2 separate regions of the Homo sapiens genome follow, and region 2 is linked to region 1. A link is a contact called in ENCODE Hi-C or POLR2A ChIA-PET data. All regions are on one chromosome and are shown on one strand. Each heading gives the region's core, a stretch centred on a gene start or an enhancer-like site at or near the end of the contact. The rest is flanking DNA. Distances are from core to core; before and after follow the strand shown.

Region 1 (5,033 bases), core at 1,106-3,605:
ATTGAGCTCAAGACCACAATGCCAGACACAAGGCCTCGTGGCGCCTGTGAAGCAGATCAAGTTGGTTCCTCACTTTGCCATGTAACAGCTCATGTGGCCCCAACTGCTCTGAACTTCATTTCTCCATATAGCACATAATGGCATGTCAACCTCCACCTAAGATCCATGTTACTGATAGAAAAGTCAATGGAGGCCAGGTCCAGTGGCTCACACCTGTAATCCCAGCACTTTAGGAGGCCGAAGCAGATCACCTGAGGTCAGGAGTATGAGACCAACTTGGCCAACATGGTAAAGCCCTGTCTCTAAAAAAAAAAAAAAAAATTAGTCGAGCATGATGGCAGGCACCTGTAAACCCAACTACTCGGAAGGCTAAAGCAAGAGAATCGCTTGAACACAGAGAGGAGGAGTTTGCAGCGAGGCGAGATTGTGCCACTGCACTCCAGCCTGGGCAGCAGAATAAGACTCTGTCTCAAAAAGTCAATGGAGAAAGTACCAGAGTGGATCAGAAGTGGGTCACATACTGTTAGGCAGAACAGCCTTGCCAGAGGGGCATTCACCCACTGAAGATTTCAACAGACAGAAAAAGGGCAAATCTAATCAGGCTACCAAGGCCTGGAACTGAGCACATAACCAGGGAGACAGAGTAATGTCTTTTTAAAGGTAAGGGTCTCGCCAGGCCAGGCTGGAGTGCAGTGGTGCCATCCCAGCTCACTGCAACCTCTGCCTCCTATATTCAAGGGAGAAATTCTGCTGCCTCGGCCTCCCGAGTAGCTGGGAACACAGAGACGCACCAACACGCCCAGCTAATTTTTGTATTTTTAACAGAGACGTGGTTTTACCATGTTGGCCAGGATGGTCTTGATCTCATAATCTGCCCACCTCGGCCTCCCTCCCAAAATGCTGGGGTTACAGGTGTGAGCCACCGCACCCGGCCAACAGAAAAGAATCTTAAGATATTCAACTTTCTTTTAAAAACAATCTTTTAAAAAAAATCCTACTAAAAAATAATAGTCTTCGTATGATTTAACAATTTTCCTTCTTTTGACACAGGATCACACTGTTACCCAAGGTGGAGTGAAGTGGCATAATCATGGCTCACTGCAACCTTGAAATCCTGGGCTAATGTCATCCTCCTGCCTCAGCACCCCAAGTAGCTGGGATTACAGGCATGAGCCACCATGCCCAGCCAATGTGGACTTTTTATTAACTCTAATACCCATTATGCATTTCACATGGCATTATGAATAACAGTAACATTCTTTTAAGAATCTATCAAGTGACCTATTTTAATCTATGTTGTCACAGAAATTTTTATAAAACCAGCCCTTATCCTCTTAATATTAACTCACAGAAAGATAACAAAGCAAGACATACAGAAATTATGTAGTTATACTCAGATCAACAACCTACTGAAGATTCATTGAAGAACCTGGACTTACTCTTCCAAAAGGCTCAAAGATCCCACGAAGCATATCTTCAGTTATGTTGAAGTGTAATGAGCCCACATAAAGCCTCATAGGTCCAGCACTTCCCTTTTGTAAATTGTTTGCCATTGCTGCAGCTCTGTTTTTTTCTGCCTAGAAGACAAAATACACGTCACACAGAGATAACACACAGCAGTTTAAAGACATACACCTTCCATTTGCATAACAACTAATGTTAAAGTTTAGAGTGATAAAAATACTACCCTACGTAAGTCAGATACTACATATCAACTTAATAGGAGGCATCTAGAATATGCAAAATTCAGAAAGAGGAGGTAGATAACATTTTACCAAGGGCCTGCAGGAAATTAGGGAGTTACAGCTTCAAGAGTACAGTTTTTGGCTGGGCACGATGGCTCACACCTGTAATCCCAGCACTTTAGTAGGCTAAAGCAGCCAGATCACGACATCAAGAGATCAAGACCATACTGGCTAACACAGTGAAACACCATCTCTACCAAATATAGAAAAAATTAGCCGGGTGCGGTGGTGGGCACCTGTAGTCCCAGCTACTCAGGAGGCTGAGGCAGGAGAATGGCATGAACCCAGGAGGCAGAGCTTGCAGTGAGACGAGATCACACCACTGCACTCCAGCCTGGGTGACAGAGTGAGACTCAGTCTCAAAAAAAATAAAAATAAAAAAAAAAATAAAAATAAAAAGTTTATTTAGAGGCTTTTTTTTTTTTTTTTTTGAGACAGTCTCACACTATGTTGCCCAAGCTGGTCTTGAACTCCTAAACTTAAGTGATCATCCTTCCTTCTCATCCACTAGAGACTGCCAGGGACTACAGCACACCCCACATCATACCCTGCTTATTTTAGAATGTTTTCAGAGCACATGCCAGTCACATATAAAGTAAGCAGGCTGGCCGGGTGCAGTGTCTCACGCCTGTAATCCTAGCACTTTGGGAGGCCGAGGCGGACGGATCACGAGGTCAGGAGATCAAGACCATCCTGGTTAACACAGTGAAACCCCGTCTCTACTAAAAATACAAAAAAATTAGCCGGGCGTGGTGGCAGGCACCTGTAGTCTCAGCTACTTGAGAGACTCAGGCAGGAGAATGGCGTGAACCCAGGAGACGGAGCTTGCAGTGAGCCAAGATCGCCCCACTGCACTACAGCCTGGGCGACAGAGCGAGACTCCGTCTCAAGAGAAAAAAAAAAAAAAAAGTAAGCAGGCTACATTTCACACCTAAAATGAATCATGAACCTACATTCTTGACAACAATCTTAAGATGCATTCTGATACCACAAATACTAAATACAGAGAAAAATGCTTCCTGGAATTGTTAGACACAACCAACATTCACTAAAATACTCTTGAGATTGGTATAACCGAACGTAGTTGTTTGTGATAAAATAAGGTGTATATGCCATAACATAAAACTGTATCACCAAGCAAACATTTTGAGTCAGCTGTCATCCCTCCATAACCAAGATCGCCTCAAAAAAAAAAAAAAAGAAAAGTTGTCCATTTGCATTCTAACACAGGCTTCTCTTGTAACAAACTAGAGTACATTGGATAGTACTGCTCTACAACAGGTTGCTGCATGAATTTAAAACCTCACTTAATATGCTACTTCTCAGCCCTGGGTCCCGCCAATGCACACCCAGCCACTAAGTTTGTCTTCCAACATAGGAAATAATTTGAGTAACTCTTTTTTCTTTTTGAGACACAGTCTTGGTTCTTGTCGCCCAGGCTGCAGTGCAATGGCGTGATCTTGCCTCACTGCAACCTCTGCCTCCTGGGTTTAAGCAATTCTCCTGCCTCGGCCTCCTGAGTAGCTGGGATTACAAGTGCCTGACACCATGCCCAGCTAATTTTTGCATTTTAGTAGAGACAAGGTTTCACCATGTTGGCCAGGCTGGTCTCGAACTCCTGACCTCAGGTGATCCGCCCGCCTCAACCTCCCAAAGTGCTGGGATTACAGGCATGAGCCATCGCGCCCAGCCAAAATACTAAAATATTAAATGCTGTCAAAGCGCTGTGCGGCTCAAGTGATCCTAACACTTCAGGAGGCCCAGGCCAGAGGATCACTTGAGCATGACAGTTTGAAACCAGCCTGAGCAACATGGCAAGACCCTGTTTCTTAAAAAAATTTAAAAATTAGCTGGGAGTGGTGGCACGCACCTGTAGACCTAGCTACTCAGGAGACTGGGGAGAAAAGACTGCTTGAGCCCAGCAGGTCAAGGCTACAGTGAGCTGTGATTATCTCACTGCACTCCAGCCCTGGCAACAGAAGTGAGACCCTATCTCAAAAACAAGGCCAGGTGTGGTGGCTCACAACTGTAATCTCAGCACTTTGGAAGGCTGGGGCAGGTGGATCACCTGAGGTCAGGAGTTCAATACTAGCCTGGCCAACATGATGAAACCCCATCTCTACTAAAAACACAAAAAGTAGCCGAACGTGGTGGCAGGCTCCTGTAATCCCAGCTACTCAGGAGGCTGAGGCAGGAGAATCGCTTGAACCCAGGAGGTGGAGGTTGCAGTGAGCAGCGATCATGCCATTGCACTCCAGCCTGGTGAGAGAGACTCCATCTCAAAAACAAAACAAAAAAAAGGCAAAATCATTACATTTCAAACACAAGGAGAAACGACAGGACGACAGTCTTGAGAAAACTGTATCAATGTTAATAAACGCAAAGTTAAAAAAAAAAAAAAAGTCCTGAAAACATCCGACTCAACGTAATGAGCAGCAGTCACAGAACACAACAGCACTATACCATGCAACAGGAGGCTTTCAACACCACCAATAATCAAACTCTTAACCAACAAAAAAATTACCTGTGATGCCTGTACTATGATTGGCACGCCTAAAACTCGTTGGCCAGTTAATCCTATTGCTAGAGGCACTGAGCTAACATCGACGAACTCCACATAAGCAATTCCTTTGGAACGTCTTGAATTTCTGTCAGAAATCATCCTCACATCTCGAACCTAGAAAGAAAACACAGTTGTTTGTGCAAACATCCATTGTAACACATGTAGAATTATTTCAAGAGACACTGTTGAAGGATGAAGGTATTTTTAAAAATTTAATTAAAAAAGTAAATCTGTAGGACAATTCCTATATCCTATCTTTATCTTTGAACAAATTTGTAGTAACATTTATCAACTCCAATACTACAAGAGGCAAAATGGAAACATTACCACAAACAAATACTGCTACTAAATCAAATGAAGTATTTGATGTTTACATGTTTTCTCTTGCAATTTCTACCTACTTGACCTCCCTAAACAGGTTAAGATTACCTTTCCTACTGTAGAGAAAAACTCTTCCAAATCCCTTGGTCGAATTCTTGCCGCCAGCTGCATACAGAAGACTGTCCTTGCATCTCTTTCCTCAGGAGTTAAATTATCAATAGGTTCTCTAATAGGAGTAAAACATATAAAATTAATTTCATAACAGATTTTAAAATAATTTTTATCTTTTTTATTTCTTCATATAGTTCAACAGGTTTTCAGGTACAGGTGGGTTTTGGTTACATAGATGAGTTCTTTAATGGTGAATTCTGAGATTTTAGTGTACCTGTCACCTGAGCAGTATA
Region 2 (5,033 bases), core at 1,754-4,253, 180 kb after region 1:
TGCACCAGCTGTCGACCTAGACCATAAGTTTAGATGCAAAGTTGTGGACTGTTTAAAATTTTTCCGCAAAGCCAAACTGTTGCACTATCACATGAAGTATTTCCATGGAATGGAGAAGTCACTGGAGCCAGAAGAGAGCCCGGGAAAGAGGCATGTCCAAACCAGGGGCCCTTCAGCTTCAGACAAGCCCAGCCAGGAGACCCTGACCAGGAAGCGGGTCTCTGCCAGTTCCCCAAGTAAGTATCTTCATTCTTCATTGTGTCATGGATGGCTCAGTTGCTTGGCCACAGTGCTTGTGTTTTCTGACACACAAAGCAGGCATTAGGTTTGTCTGTTCCAGTTGAATCCCACAGGACTGAACATATTAAGTGATCCTCTGGGCTGTGCCACGGAGCTGTGGCCTTCCTACAGGAAGCAGGAACACCTAACTGAGAATTACCTTGAAAAATCGCTTAGCCTCTGAAGGCCTTGCTGCTTCCAGTATGAGTGGGGACAGTCAAGCAAAGGGACCTTATTCAGAAGCCAGCAGGAGAACTCGTGCTCAGAGCAGCATGGGTGCCATCGTCCCACTCTCCCAAACCTGTGCGTTTTCCTTGCCAGCAGCACAAAAGAGCACGATAACCAAAAGGTGATATGTGATTCTACTGCTGGGTCCAAATGTGAATCCTGTTTCATCTTAAGTGCAACTGAAGATATTTATAATAGCACTGTTTGTTTTGCATAGAAACCATAATAGGGGTTACCATAAAATCTCATTTTATAACTTATTACAGAGAACCTTTTAGGAAATATCTTCTAAAGCTTACAGAAATTGAAAAATTACATGTTTCCAGGGGAATTTCAGAAGAATTAATGGATTTCCAATAAATTATATAATCTTCCCAGCTTTTTACTTGCTATTGTAATATCACTACCTACTTCTTGGCTTAGAGGTTTTCTATTAAAATGTGTAGGTCTTAAATGGTATATGGAACTCCTAGGACATCTGGCAGTGTTCCCAGTAGAGTATACAATCAGGTTTCAGGACAGGGGCAGAGCCATGCAGACTAAGGTGAACTCTGACCCTCCGAGGGGTCAACCTTCATTTATGCTGTCAAGACTTTGTATGTGCTGTATTATCCATTAAAAATATAATGTGAGGCCAGGCACAGTGTCTCATGCCTATAATTCCAGTGCTTTGGGAGGCCAAGGCAGGAGGATCACCTGAGGTCAGGAGTTCGAGACCAGCCTTACTTAACATGGTGAAACCCCGTCTCTACTAAATATACAAAAAAATTAGCCGGGCTTGGTGGTGCATGCCTGTAATCCGAGCTACTCTGGAGGTTGAGGCAGGAGAATTGTTTGAACCCAGGAGGCAGAGGTTGCAGTGAACCGAGATCATGCCACTGCACTCCAGCCTGGGCGACTGAGTGAGACTCCATCTCAAAACAACAACCAAATAAGCTAGCATAAACTCATGCAGATTGTATGGTTCTGCTTATATAAAGTTCAAAAATGAGTAAGAAAAATAATCTATGGTATTTGAGGTCAGGACAGTAGTTACCTTTGGGAGGAGGTGGGTAGGACTGGAAACTGGGCAGGAGGGAGTCTTCTAGGGCTCCGAAATGTTCTGTTTCCTGATCTGCATGGTGGTTATACAGGTGTGTTCATTTATGAAAAAGTATTGGTTTATGTGTTTATTTGTGTGTACTTTTCTGTGTATGTTTTATGCCTCAATAAAAAGCATGCTTAGGCGGACATAGTGGCTCACACCTGAAATCCCAGCACTTTGGGAGGTGGATCGCCTGAGGTCAGGAGTTCGAGACCAGCCTGGCCAATATGATGAAACCCCGTCTCTATTAAAAATACAAAAATTAGCCAGGCGTGGTGGCAGGTGCCTGTAATCCCAGCCACTCAGGAGGCTGAGGCAGGAGAATCGCTTGAACCTAGGAAACAGAGGTTGCAGTGAGCCAAGATCGTGACACTGCACTCCAGCTTGGATGACAGAGCAAAACTCTGTCTAAAAAAAAAAAAAAAAAAAGTGTGCTTAAAACATATACTTGGAAATGGTAAAAATGCAGTAAGAATGTAAGAAACTGCAGAGAGATACCAAGATAAAGGATTGGGCTTTTTACTTGAAATAATGAATGTAATTGAGAGGATTTTAATGTTTGTTTGTTTCCTTTTATCTGACTTACCTCCAAATTAATCTCCTTTTCAGTCCCATGGCACTAATCTAGGTTTCTTCTCTTGCCCTGGTTGTTGTGGTCATTTCTTAATCAGTTTTCCTCCCATCATTCTTTACTCACTGTGGTTATCCATCATTTTGCCATCGGATCGATCTTTAAGAGTACAGACCTGATTATATCACTCTCTTGCTAAATAATATGTAAGGACAGAATGATGCTTCTGCAAAGCATAAGTTTTGGAGCTGGGCACATGGGTTGTGAATCCCATCTGTTGCCTCAGTCACTGTTGGACTCTCTTCAGGTCTCCAGACCTCACTGTCTCTGAGTGTAAACCTGAGTTCTTGTGATTAGTTTGTGAGCTAATCTTTTTAATAAGCCTGTGTAAACCTGAGTTCTTGTGATTAGTTTGTGAGCTAATCTTTTTAATAAGCCTGTTTCAAGGCCTGGTGTGGGGAAGTGGATTTCCTTCTTCCCCTTGCTTTCTAGAATTTCATCCTTCTCATCCAGCCATATGTGGCTGAGTTGGGTACATTTGTGTGAGCTCTCTAGCTGGATTCTGAGTGCTGTTGGGGAGGAATTATGTTGAGTCATCTTGAGTCACTACAGTATCCCATGGGCTCTGCAGCACTGTAGAAACAACCAGCACTGAAGGACTGGAGATTATGTTGAGTAAATGGAGGTCATTGAGGTGTCAGGAGCCAGTAGAAATAGCAGGTGCTGGATATCGTAATGGATTGACATCTGGGCAGGATGAGGGTACAACACTGGAAGTAGAGTGCAGCCTACCCCAGACAGCACAAAGCCACCAGAGTTAGGTTGTTCCAAAGGCTAAGGCTTGACAGGCAGGAGGCCATTGAGGGACCCATGGAAGTCCTGCTTGCCTGACCATCGTGGTGTGTGCTCTCTGTGCTAGGACATAGTGCCTCTGCCTCTCCCTGTTCATGGTAATTGTCTGAGGAGGGACTTTGCTCAGTATAATGCACCTGAGCGTGGGGCAGGTATTCCTGGCCAGATGCTGATCTACCACCTGGCTTTGGGATTCTTGGTTAACTGTACTTGCATGACTTGGTTTATGTTGAGTAATATGTGTCAGCTCACCTGAGTTTGAATACAGGCTCTACCGCTTGCTTGCTCCAGGACCTTGGGCAGAGAACTTGCGAAACTTCAATTTTCCCATCTGTGAAATAGAGATAATAGTACTACCTACCTCATAACTTTGTTACACTAAATGACCCAAGGGGAAATGCTTTGTAAAATGTCTGGCCTATAATAAACTCTGAATACACAGTCTCTTTATCTCAGTGAAAGCATTTACCCAGGCAGTCAGAGATCTGAGTTCTGAACTCAGCCAACCACTGATGAGCTACAAAACCAATAGACAAGACATTGCCATTTTGGTATAATTAAGAAGCCTGAGTGACTGATTTTCTTTTCTTTTTTCTTTTTTTTTTTTTTTGAGTGATTTTCGTTTCCTTTCCTTTCCTTTCCTATCCTTTCTTTTTTTTTTTTTTTTTTGAGTAATTGATTTTCTACTTTCATGTCTCCCTCTTGGGTCTCATGCATTATACTGACCTGGGATTTTATTCTCTCTGTTAATACTGAAGGATCCTTTTCAATGGGATTTGGAAATTTCTTGGTGAATTGGAGATTTTTGTTTACCAGTTTTTAAAAATAAGGCCTGCTGTATACTCACTAGACTAGTAGGGTTGGACAATTATAAAATGCTTTAAGGGAAACAAGAGTCTTTTAAATCCCTATGCTTTAACTTGTTGCCAAAAGGTTTTTTAAGTCCTTATGTTTTAATTTGTTTAAAGTGGTCCTTTGTAAAATTGATCAATTTAGCAGCAGAATGTGCCACACAGACCACTCACCCACTGTTTGATCATTTCTGTACCCTCTCAGTGAGGGCACAGTCTGATCATTTCTGTACCCTCTCAGTGAGGGCAGGATTTGTGCAGCCAGGAAGGAATGTACCCCCATCCACATGTCAAGTGGACACAGCCTCCTAGACAACATGGCGATTACCCAAATGTATCTCCCATGCCTCATTGCTGATACGTTTAGCAGTTACCAGACCGAAGGAACTAGACCATCCATCTTGCTGTGATCCAGATGGAAAATTGAAAGCCTGGCCACCAGCCCTGACTGTGCCACTAACCAGCAAGAGCCTCGGTATTATCATATGTGGATGGGGCTCAGTAGACATGTTCAGTGTTTATCACGTAGCTGGCTATCAATGAGAGTGAACATAGTAGTGTATGCTGAAGATTCTGTAGTGTGGCTGCCTTATTCTGCTGCAGCTCTCCAGAAGGCACCCCTGTTCCAGGCATCACCCCTTACCTTTCTCCCATCAAAGCCTTGCCCCAGTTTGTCAGGGTTTTACTGGATACTTGACTAATCTGATAACCAAAAATTTGAAAGAATAGAACCAACTTAATAGTATTGTGGTTTCACCTCAGGCTTCTGAGAATGCTCTTATCAGGGTGGAATTTCAGACAGTGTGGGGAGTTCAGTTGGGGAGACGTTTCACTGGGAGACGTTTCACAGTGGGACTCTGATACCAGGCAGCCTGTGTTTTAGTTTACAGGCAGTGTGAACTTGACATTCTGCTTAAGTGAAAAACAGAATATTATAGGATTTGTGCTGCGTGATAATAGTAACTGTAAAAAAGTACCCCCTTTATGCTGAATGCTCTGATTTTTTTTTTTTTTTTTTTTTTTTTGAGACAGAATCTCACTCTGTTGCCCAGCCTGGAGTGCAGTGGCGTGATCTTGGCTCACTGCAACCTCTGCCTTCGGGGTTCAAGCAATTCTCCTGCCTCAGCCTCCCAAATAGCTGGTATTACAGGCATTCACCACCACACCC

Evidence for each region. Hi-C counts contacts between places; a loop is a spot of excess contacts on that map. ChIA-PET counts read pairs that join two places held with the same protein, here RNA polymerase II (POLR2A). Pooled maps may share reads with other maps.
Region 2: POLR2A ChIA-PET joins it to region 1 with 11 read pairs in activated T-cell. The contact joins two enhancer-like sites. A Hi-C loop is called at or near these places in 1 of 168 maps with a recorded cell type or tissue (posterior vena cava) and 3 of 50 pooled maps. POLR2A ChIA-PET finds 5 or more read pairs at or near these places in 10 of 52 experiments (A549, A673, AG04449 and 7 more).

Annotation. Positions count from the first base shown.
Region 1 is chr20:35,720,301-35,725,333 of GRCh38, forward strand. RBM39 (RNA binding motif protein 39) reads right to left here. Exons shown (of 17, transcript NM_184234.3): 7 at 4,738-4,855; 8 at 4,270-4,422; 9 at 1,440-1,577. Among named protein-coding and RNA genes, the nearest start is that of RBM39, 19 kb to the right of the region's middle. Within about 2 kb of position 2,356, at least 2 of the 41 ENCODE cell types and tissues checked have a DNase peak (open chromatin) inside an H3K27ac peak, as active enhancers do.
Region 2 is chr20:35,899,413-35,904,445 of GRCh38, forward strand. It overlaps PHF20 (PHD finger protein 20), which reads left to right. Exons shown (of 18, transcript NM_016436.5): 10 at 1-236. Among named protein-coding and RNA genes, the nearest start is that of SCAND1, 53 kb to the right of the region's middle. Within about 2 kb of position 3,004, at least 4 of the 41 ENCODE cell types and tissues checked have a DNase peak (open chromatin) inside an H3K27ac peak, as active enhancers do.